Regions from separate parts of the Homo sapiens genome. Here region 2 is linked to region 1. A link is an interaction called in ENCODE POLR2A ChIA-PET data of the cell type or tissue named here. Cell type or tissue: PC-9. All regions are shown on one strand. Each heading gives the region's core, and the rest is flanking DNA. Links, peaks and the distances in the headings are about the cores only.

What was found. Peaks named below come from ENCODE experiments on the same cell type or tissue, not always from the same donor. Only the 100,000 strongest peaks of a DNase experiment are listed, where the experiment ranks them.
Region 2: POLR2A ChIA-PET joins it to region 1 with 5 read pairs; 10 of 35 experiments call an interaction of 5 or more read pairs at or near these places.

What each region holds. Positions count from the first base shown.
Region 1 is chr7:23,500,584-23,505,962 of GRCh38, reverse strand. It overlaps TRA2A (transformer 2 alpha homolog), which reads left to right. Exons shown (of 8, transcript NM_013293.5): 7 at 150-217; 8 at 394-1,183. The coding sequence ends at 404. Among named protein-coding and RNA genes, the nearest start is that of TRA2A, 29 kb to the left of the region's middle. In PC-9, for the core only: no CTCF peak of the experiment used is centred there; no DNase peak of the experiment used is centred there.
Region 2 is chr7:23,446,788-23,452,166 of GRCh38, reverse strand. The region is part of intron 2 of IGF2BP3 (insulin like growth factor 2 mRNA binding protein 3); the gene reads left to right. It also overlaps the pseudogene RNU7-143P. Among named protein-coding and RNA genes, the nearest start is that of IGF2BP3, 21 kb to the left of the region's middle. In PC-9, for the core only: no CTCF peak of the experiment used is centred there; no DNase peak of the experiment used is centred there; H3K27ac peaks cover 909 bases.

The sequences.
Region 1 (5,379 bases), core at 330-5,329:
TTTCTGGTCTCATTGGCAGAAAGAGAACTTAATATTAAGTAGTTATCACCTTAGGTACATTATTATTTTGAATGATGAGGAATTTTTATTTTCATCTGCCTCAGTGGAGTGATTATATAGTATGCTAAGTAATCTTTCATTTCTTACAGAAGACGATCACCTTCTCCTTATTATAGTCGATATAGATCACGATCAAGATCTCGTTCCTACAGCCCAAGTATGTGAACTTTACTTTTGTAGCATAAAAAACCTCATTTCTAATTAATGGCTTACTTTAGAATATTAGAGTATAAGGTGGAAGGTGGCAGTTAATAGTTGGAAAAATATGAGGCAAATTAAACTATAATTGTTAACTTTTTTTTTTTTTTTTTTTTTTTGCTTTTTCTCTTTTAGGACGCTATTGATAACGGAATGGTTGCAATTAAGGACATTTTTTTTCCTCTTTTTTTTTTTTTTTTTTTTAATTCTGAGATTTCCCCAAGCTGTGGATTCTTCCTACTCCTTAAGAAAAAAACTTTGGTTTATTTAGCATCTACACTTTTGTCAGTTGTGTTGCTGTTTTCCACCCATTTTATTATACTCTTAAAAGATGTAATTGTTGTCATTTTGAACAGTTAAACATCTTGAGTATAAAAAGAACCCCAATGTTATGTTATGCTTTGTAAATTTTTTTTTTTGCTTTTACCTAGATAAACTTCTAGCTAATCAAATAAGGAAAGAAACTGTCTTTTTAAAGCTTCTTTTGTGTTAGATACTGTATTAGAGATCTGCATTTATCATGAGTTCCTTTTTTTTTTTAACTTTATTTTTGGGAAAGTAACACATGAAGTAGTTCAGTCATGTCAGGTTTGTCTGGGGTGGAATGGAACAGTCAGGTAGTTGAAAGTTTTTTTTTAGAGATGAAAAGCTTGTGAACTCCTGTAAAACATGCTGTATTTGAAATACATCTGTTAAAACTTAAAAACTAAAGTGTGATTTTTTTTGTTGTTGTTAAGTTTATTGAAGTTTATTCCCTTAATCAGTGAAGGACAACCCTTATTTATTACCTAGAGCAGTTGTATAATTCGCTGTTAGAAATTTTGGTATTGGGACAGTGGATAAGCAGGTTATCACATAGCATAGAATTCTTAAAAGATACATGTGGGGAAAAGTAGTCTCAAATAAAAGCTAATTTCTTTGAAAATGGGATTGTCTCTTTATTGTGGTACCATGGAGAAATATGATTGAGGAACTGGTCCTTCCTTTTCCCTCACATCCCCCCAGTGTGTATTTATATGAAAGTTTACCCATCCTGAGTTTTAACTTCCCAATATTTCTCATTTTTAAAAATATTTTTTCTTACACTAGAATGTTATTCCTTGTCTTTTCTTTGGTTCTTTTAAAACCCTTGTTTTTCTTCTCTTTTGGGGGAGACCGAATTGTAAATATTGAGAATATTCAGTACCAGCACCATGCTGAAGGAAAGATAGGTAGCTAATACCTTTTTTTTTTTGAGACGGAGTCTTGCTCTGTCACCCAGGCTGGAGTGCAGTGGCGCGATCTCGGCTCACTGCAAGCTCCGCCTCCCGGGTTCACGCCATTCTCCTGCCTCAGCTTCCCGAGTAGCTGGGACTACAGGCGCCCACCACCACGCCCGGCTAATTTTTTGTGTATTTAGTAGAGACGGGGTTTCACGGTGTTAGCCAGGATGGTCTCGATCTCCTGACCTTGTGATCCACATGCCTTGGCCTCCCAGAGTGCTGGGATTACAGACGTGAGCCACTGCACCCGGCCTACTTTTTTTTTTTTTTTTTTTTTTTGGAGACAGAGTCTCGCTCTGTTGCCCAGGCTGGAGTGCAGTGGCGTGATCTCAGTTCACTGCAAGCTCCACCTCTCTGGTTGACGCCATTCTCCTGCCTCAGCCTCCCAAGTAGCTGGGACTACAGGCACCCACCACCACGCCCGGGTAATTTTTTGTATTTTTAGTAGAGGGTTTTCACCATGTTAGCCAGGATGGTCTCGATCTCCTGACCTCGTGATATGCCCGCCTCAGCCTCCCAAATTGCTGGGATTACAGGCGTGAGCCACTGCGACCGGCCTATAGGTAGATAATATCTTAAGAAGTCTAAATATATTCCAGTAGGAAACACACTTAAATAACTGTAATGTAAAAGAAGAAGAGGGTGTTTCAAGTGACCTTTAAAAAAAGGTGTTGGGCAGCTGGGCGTAGTGGCTCTCACACCTGTAATCCCAGCACTTTGGGAGGCTGAGGCGGGCGGATCACGAGGTCAGGAGATTGAGACCATCCTGGCTAACACGGTGAAACCCCGTCTCTACTAAAAATACAAAATAATTAGCCAGGCATGGTGGTGGGTTCCAGTAGTCCCACCTACTCAGGAGGCTGAGGCAGGAGAATCACTTGAACCTGGGAGGCAGAGGTTGCAGAGAGCACCACTGTACTCCAGCCTGGGCAACAAAGCAAGACTCCATCTCAAAAAAAAAAAAAAAATTTACTGTTTGAAAGTCCTGTCCTTTTTAAGTATATTTTGTGACTAGGGAGCTGAGCTCAGTAGTGTGCACCTGTAGTCACAACTAGGGATGCTGAGACAGAAAGTTATTTTGAGCATAACTACTCAAAATAGAAATAAAAGCTTAGATATTTCTGGACCTCCACTTTTTCTGTTTACTATTAAGATCTAAATGTGGCCGGGCACTGTGGCTCACACCTGTAATCCCAGCACTCTGGGAGGCTGAGGTGAGTGGATCACCTGAGGTCAGGAGTTCAAGACCAGCCTTGCCAACATGGTGAAACCCCATCTCTAATAAAAATACAAAAAAAATTAGCTGGGCATGGTGGTGGACACCTTTAATTCCAGCTACTTGGGAGGCTGAGGCAGGAGAATCTCTTAAGCCTGGGAAGCATAGGTTGCAATGAGCTGAGATGATGCCATTGCACTCCAGCCTGGGCAACAAGAGCAAAACTCCATCTCAAAGATATAAGTGTTTTCAACTGGCGGGTAAGAAAAACTGCTGCTGTTGGTTCTCTAACTTCTTACAACGGTGGTTCCCACTTAATCTTATTTAGGTCCTGGAGCCCTAAAAAAAAAATCTGAAAAACCTGCAGTCTGTCTTCCCAGAAACACTTGTGTGAAACGTTCTGGTGTTTTTGTGTTGAGACAGGGTCTCACTCTGTCACCCAGGCTGGAGTGCAGTGGTGGGATCACAGCTCACTGCAGCCTCGACTGCCAGACTCAAGCAATTCTCCCACTTCAGCCTCTCAAGTAGCTGGGACTACAGGCGCACGCCTTCATGCCTGGCTAATTTTTGTACTTTTTTGTAGAGAAGAGGCTTTGCCATGTTGCCCTGGCTGGTCTCAAACTCCTGGGCTCAAACAAATTGACCTCCCTCAGCCTCGAAAAGTGTTGGGATTACAGGTGTGAGCCACCACGTCCAGCAGAGTATTTGGCTTTTAAATTATAATCTTGTGCATAGAATAAGATCTATAAGAATATACACCAGGGGCCGGGCTCACGCCTATAATCCCAGCACTTTGGGAGGCTGAGGCAGGTGGATCACGAGGTCAGAAGATCGAGACCATCCTGGCTAACATGGTGAAACCCCGTCTCTACTAAAAAATACAAAAAATTAGCTGGGCGTGGTGGCGGGTGCCTGTAGTCCCAGCTACTCGGGAGGCTGAGGCAGGAGAATGGCATGAACCCGGGAGGCGGAGCTTGCAGTGAGCCGAGATCACGCCACTGCACTCCAGCCTGGGTGACAGAGCAAGACTCAGTCTCAAGAAAAAAAAAAAAAAGAATATACACCAGCCTGGGCGTGGTGGCTCACGCCTGTAATCTCAGCACTTTTGGGAGGCCGAAGGCAGGTGGATCCACCTGAGGTCAGGATTTTGAGACCAGCCTGACCAACATGGTGAAACCCCATCCCTACTAAAAAAAAAAAAAAAAAAAAAAAAATTAGGCATGGTGGTGGGCACCTGTAATCCCAGCTACTCAGAAGGGTGAGGCAGGAGAATCACTTGAACCCAGGAGGCGGAGGTTGCGGTGAGCCAAGATGGCACCACTGCACTTCAGCCTGCACAACAGACGGGGACTCCGTCTCAAAAAAAAAAAGAATATACACCAATCTCCTCATAGTAGTTACCCTGTGGAGTGGTAATCTGTGGAGAGAGGAGGTAAGATGAACATTCATAAAACCAATAAAACAGTTTTATGCTGGGCACTATGTTGCCTATGCTGGAGTTCAGTGTCTACTCACATGATCATAGGACTCCTGCACTCAAGCAACCCTATTGCTTTGCCCTCAAGAGTAGATCTGTGTGCCACCAAGCCTGGCCCTTGCTTGTTTAGGCTGTCATTGCTTATCAATGTTAGAACTTTTTTTTTCTTTTTTGAGACGGAGTCTTGCGCTATGGGTTGCCCAGGCTGGAGTGCAGTGGCACGATCTTGGCTCACTGCGACTTTCATCTCCCGGGTTCAAGTGATTCTCCTGCCTCAGCCTCCCGTAGCTGGAATCACAGGCATGTGCCACCACACCCAGCTAATTTTTGTGTTTTTAGTAGAGATGGGGTTTCACCATGTTGGCCAGACTGGTCTCGAACTTCTGACCTCAGGTGATCCACCCACCTTGGCCCCCCAAAGTGCTGGGATTACAGGCATGAGCCACCGAGAACAGTTTGAATTGCACAGCAACTTGAACTATTACACACAAATACATATTGCTTTGCTGTGGCAATTAAAAGCCCAGCATTTTAATGTATTCCTATCCCTGATGTCACACTTAATGCTTTGGGTTTTTAGTATGAATTTTCTTTTTCCCTCCCAATTAAGTTAAAATTAAATGAATCAAATGGTCAAAACTAGTGCATATTTTTATTCTATGAAACAATTCAGATACTTATTGACATTAAAAGATCAGGGGAGGAGTCTTTGAGCATACTCTGGCTAGGGAAGCTGCTCAATAATTGGAAAAAAAAAAAAAGAAGTGTAACATCCATAGGAGTAATGAATATAGAAAACAAGGCTGGGCACAGTGGCTCATGCCTGTAATCCCAGCGCTTTGGGATGTCAAGGTTGGCAGATCACCTGAGGTCAGGAGTTCAAGACCAGCCTGGCCAACATGGCGAGACCCCGTCTCTACTAAAAATACAAAAATTAGCTGGTCATGGTTGGGGATGCCTGTGATCCCAACTACTCAGGAGGCTGAGGCAGGAGAATCACCTGAACTCAGGAGGCAGAGGTTGCAGTGAGCTGAGATCATGCCACTGCATTCTAGCCTGGGCAATAGAGCAAGACTCTATCTGAAATAAATAAATAAATGTGGGGGAGGCCTTTTTTTATTTTTTAAAAAAAGATGGGAGTTACCAGGCGCAGTGGCTCATGTCTG
Region 2 (5,379 bases), core at 105-5,104, 54 kb after region 1:
TGGGCGTGGTGGCGGGCGCCTGTAGTCCCAGCTACTCAGGAGGCTGAGGCAAGAGAATGGCGTGGACCCAGGAAGCGGAGCTTGCAGTGAGCTGATATCACGCCACTGTGCTCCAGCCTTGGTGACAGCGGGAGACTCCATCTCAAAAAATAAAAAATAAATAAAAAAAAAAAAGGAAAAAAGAAAACATACCCTATTCTAACCATATATTCCTTTTTTTTTTTTTTATCTTGCTCTGTCGCCCAGGCTGGAGTGCAGTGGTGTAATCTTGGCTCACTGCAGCCTCTGCCTCCCGTGTTCAAGTGATTCTCCTGCCTCAGCCTCCTGAGTAGCTGAGATTATAGGCGCCTGCCTCCATACTAGGCTAATTTTTGTATTTTCAGTAGGACAGGGTTTCACTACGTTGGCCAGGCTGGTCTCGAGCTCCTGACCTCAAATGATCTGCTTGCCTCGGCCTCCCAAGGTGTTGTGAATACAGGCGTGAGCCACCGTGCCCAGCCCTAACGATATATTCTGTGGCATATTTTGTAGCAGTTATAAGGAATGATAGAGGTCTGTTTTGTTTTGTTTTTGAGATGGAGGTTAGCTGTTGTTGCTCAAGGTGGAATTCAATGGTGCAATCTCATCTCACTGCAACCTCCACCTCCTGGGTTCAAGCGATTCTCCTGCCTCAGCCTCCTGGAATGATAGGGGTTTTATAAAAAACCCATTACATGTTATCATAAAATTTTAAATAAAAAACTCTTTTTTGAGACAGAGTCTTGCTCTGTTGCCCAGGCTGGAGTGCAGTGATGCAATCTCAGCTCACTGCAGCCTCCGCTTCTGGGTTCAAGCGATTCTCCTGCCTCAGCCTCCCGAGTAGCTGGGACTACAGGCATGCACCACCACACCTGACTAGTTTTTGTATTTTTAGTAGAGACCAGGTTTCACCATGTTGGCCAGGCTGTTCTCAAACCCCTGACCTCAAGTGATCCGCCCACCTCAGCCTCCCAAAGTACTGGGATTAGAGGTATGAGCCACTGCGTCTGGCCCTAAAACACTCTTATAAAAGAGAACTGTTTTTCATTTTTGTAAGTTTCTTTGGCCTAAGAGGCAACTGGAAACTGGTAACTACTACTGCATTCAGTTTGTCGTCATGTATTGTTTTGATTGAAGTATATGAGGAAAATCCAGCCACATATGGATATGTGTTTAGAAAAGGAAGGAGTATAAATAATTACAGATATTCTTTGGTGCTACATCAAAATATGACAAGTGGTAGTTAAAAAAAAATTCCTTTTTAAATTTAAATTGAGACAGGATCTCACTATGTTGTGCAGACTGGTCTTGATCTCCTGGGCTTCAAGTGATCCTTGTGCCTTGGCCTCCCCAAAGTGTTGGGATTACAGGCGTGAGCCACTGCACCCAGCTACAAGTGGTAGCTTTTTTGCGGAGGTGCGGGGGTGGGGGCTTACTGGTAAAGACCGGAAAACCACCTGCTGGACAAATTCTAAAAGAGCTGTAACACCAAGTGGTAGTTTTTTTAAAGTCTAGTTTCAATGTGGAATCTGAAATCATATCAGTGAATTTTTTTTGTACTTGTTACAAAAAGAATCCATTGATTGTCTTATACTCGGAAAGGATCTTTATCCACGAGGATTGGGAGGCTGTCAAAGCTCATTGGTAATAGATAGAAGTTTTTCAAAATACTAGTTTTTACTTAAAAGCTCAAATTTAGTCATTTGGCAACAGATACTTCAGGAAAATCGTTTTACCTGAAGTGACAGACTCATTTTATTCCTTTTTGAGAAAATATCTGCCAGATACTCAAGTTTTTAAGTAACTACATTTTGCTTCTAGTTCTTCAGGTAGAAACGGTGCTTGACTGGTTCGTCTTGCAACTCAAACAACTGCACAGTGCTTTTTGTGCAGACAACCAGGATAGGTAGCAGAAGTGCTTTATGCATGCTTCCCTTTTCTTCATACAGATCATAAAAGGATGTATACTGAAGGATTGAGATTAGGACATTTTTAAACAGTTTGCATAATTCTTCGCTGCAAATGCCAGAGAAGAATACAGTGACTACTAGTACAGTTCAGTGCCACTGCATTGCTTCATGCTAAGGACCAGCAGCTTTACTCATCATTGCCTTTGCTCTACCAGTGCAAATACAACACAGCAGAAAAGGCAAATAACATCTTAGTGTTATTAGGAAAATAGTCTTAACTTCTTGGACCTCCTGAAAGTGTGTCAGGGATTCCTTATACCATACTTTGAGAATGGCTGCTCTGCTCTAATGTGTGGTTTGAAATTAGATCAGGTGGCTGGGTGTGATGGCTCATGCCTTTCACATGAACTTTGGGAGGCTGAGGTAGCCACATGGATCACTTGAGGTCGGGAGTTCGAGACCAGCCTGGCCAATAGAGTTAAACCACCCCCGTCTCTACTAAAAACACAAAAAATGAGCGGGGTGTGGTAGCGCATACCTGTGGTCCCAGCTACTCAGGAGGCTGAGGCACGAGAATCCCTTCAGCCTGGGAGGCGGAGGTTTGCAGTGACCCAAGATTGCGCCACTGCACTCCAGCCAGGGCGACAGAGTGAGACTCTCTCAAAAAAAAAAAAAAAAAAAAAAGAAAAAGAAAAAGGAAAAAAAATTGTATCAGGTATTTTTTTAGACGGAGTCTCGCTGTGTCCCAGGCTGGAGTGCAGTGGCGCTATCTCGGCTCACTGCAAGCTCTGCCTCCCGGTTTCATGCCATTTTCCTGCCTCAGCCTTCCGAGTAGCTGGAACTACAGACGCCCACCACCACACCCGGCTAATTTTTTGTATTTTTAGTAGAGACGGGGTTTCACCGTGTTAGCCAGGATGGTCGCGATCTCTTGACTTCGTGATCTGCCCGCCTCGGTCTCCCAAAGTGCTGGGATTTCAGGCATGAGCCACCACGCCCGGCCTGTATCAGGTATTCTGGTGAATATGTATTTACATCATAACAAGAGCAAGTGAGGATTTTATGCAATTCCATGGCATATTAGCCTTGATAGGGAAGTCAGTTTGGAAAAAAAAAAAAGATAATAAATCGGTATAGGAAGATAAGCAAATGAAAAAATGTCAAATTCTAAACAAAAAGAAGAAAAATCTAAGTGCATGAAAGATAAAATATTGCCAGGTGTGATGTCTCACGCTTGTAATCCCAGCGCTTTGGGAAACTGCAGCCCAGAGGATTGCTTGAGCCCAGGAGTTCAAGACAGGGTGGGTGGCTGGATGCAGTGGCTCATGCCTGTAATTCCAGAACTTTGGGAGGCCAAGGCGGGCAGATCACTTTAGGTCAGGAGATCGAGACCAGCTTGACCAACATGGTGAAACCCCATCTCTACTAAAAATACAAAAAAATTAGCCAGGTGTGGTGTTGTGGCCTGTGGTCCCAGCTCCTCAGGAGGCTGAGGCATGAGAATCGTTTGAACCCAGGAGGTGGAGGCTGCACTGAGCTGAGATCAGGTTACTGCACTCCAGCCTGGGTGATAGAACGAGACTCTGCCTCAAAAAAACAAACAAACAAACAAACAAACAAACAGCCTGGGCAACATAGTGAGACCCTCATCTCTACAAAAAATAAAAAATTAGCTGAGTGTGATGGTGCATGCCTGTAGTCCCAGCTACTTGGGAGGCTGAGGTGGGAAGATTGCTTGAGCCCAGTGAGCTGCAGTGAGCTGTGGTTGTGCTACGCCCTCCAGCCTGAGCAACAGAGTGAGATCCTGTCTCTAAAATGTATTTTTGAAAAGATAAGTGTTTAGAATAAACAGTTAAGGACTGCTGAAAACAAGTACACATGAGGAGGATGAAATGAATTTGGACATCTGGGCATCTATCGATACACTTAAGTTCTTCAAACTGAAATGAACCCTACATGTTGATACCAGGTCGTGCCTAAGGAAATGAATAGCATTTGTTTCCTTCTGTTATTCCTAAAACTTTAACAAAATCTAATAATGATTTCAGGACCCCATCAACATTTCTTCTGACAGTTTACATTTTGAGGCTGGAACCTTGTGGTCACTCACTGTATTTTTAAGGATGACCAAATGGAGAGTCCGGCCTCTGACATGTTTCAGACAGCTTTCCTTGCCCTGGGTAAATATTAGTTAAATGTAAAAAATAACTGGCTGACTTTTATCACTGGATAGGTTCTTGTCTTTTTTTATTTTTATTTTTTAGCCAGTCTTGCTCTGTCACTCAGGCTGGAGAGCAGTGCTGTGACCATGGCTCACTGCAACTCGAACTCCTGGACTCAAGGGATCCTCCCACCTCAGTCTCCTGAGTAGCCAAAACTACAGGCACACACCATCATGCCTGGCTAATTTTTAAATTTTATTTGTAGAAACAGGATCTCACTGTTTTGCCCAGGCTGGTCTCGAACTCCTGAGCTCAGGTAGATCTGCCTGCCAAATTCCAGCCTCCCCAAGTGCTGAGATTGCTGGTGTGAGTCCCTATGCCCAGCCTGTTTGGTCTCTTTTAATCTGGGACAGTTCCTTGGTCTTCATTTTTTTGTTGTTGTTGTTTTTTTCTGAGACAGAGTCTTGCTCTGTTGTCTAGGCTGGACTGCAGTGGTGGGATCTCGGCTGGCTGCAACCTCCGCACCCAGGTTCAAGCAATTCTCATTCCTCAGCCTCCCGAGTAGCTGGGATTACAGGCACACACCCCATGCCTGGCTAATTTTTTTGTATTTTTAGTAGAGACGGGATTTTACCATGTTGGCCAGGCTGGTGTCAGACTCCTGGCCCCAAGTGATCTACCTGCCTTGGCCTCCTAAGTGCTGGGATTACAGGCATGAGCGACCTGTAATCCTTCATTTGATTTAATGACTTTCCTGTTTTTGAGGAGTATAAGCTAGTTTTTTGTTTGTTTGTTTATTTTGTGGAATGCCCCTCAATGTGGGTTTATCTGATGTCTCCCATGGTTAGCATCAGGTGAGGCTGTGTGTGTGTGTGTCAGTCAGAGTCTTACTCTGTCGACCAGGCTGGAGTGCAGTGGCGCGATCTCGGCTCACTGCATCCTCTGCCTCCCGGGTTCAAGTGATTCTCCCTCAGCCTCCCAAGTAGCTGGGATTACAGGTGCCCGCCACTGCACTTGACTAATTTTTTGTATTTTTAGTAGAGATGAGGTTTCACCATGTTGGGCAGGCTGGGCTTGAACTCCTGACCTCAAGTGATCCTCCTGCCTCAGCCTCCGAAAGTGCTAGGATTACAGGCATGAGCCACCGTGCCTGGCACCAGGTGAGGCATTTTTGATGGAATTCCTCAGAAGTGATATTGCTTTCAGTGCACCTCATCTAGAGGCACATGGTGTTTGTTGATTTTTGTTTCAGTAGTGGTGGTAACTTTGACCAATTGGTTAAGTAGTGT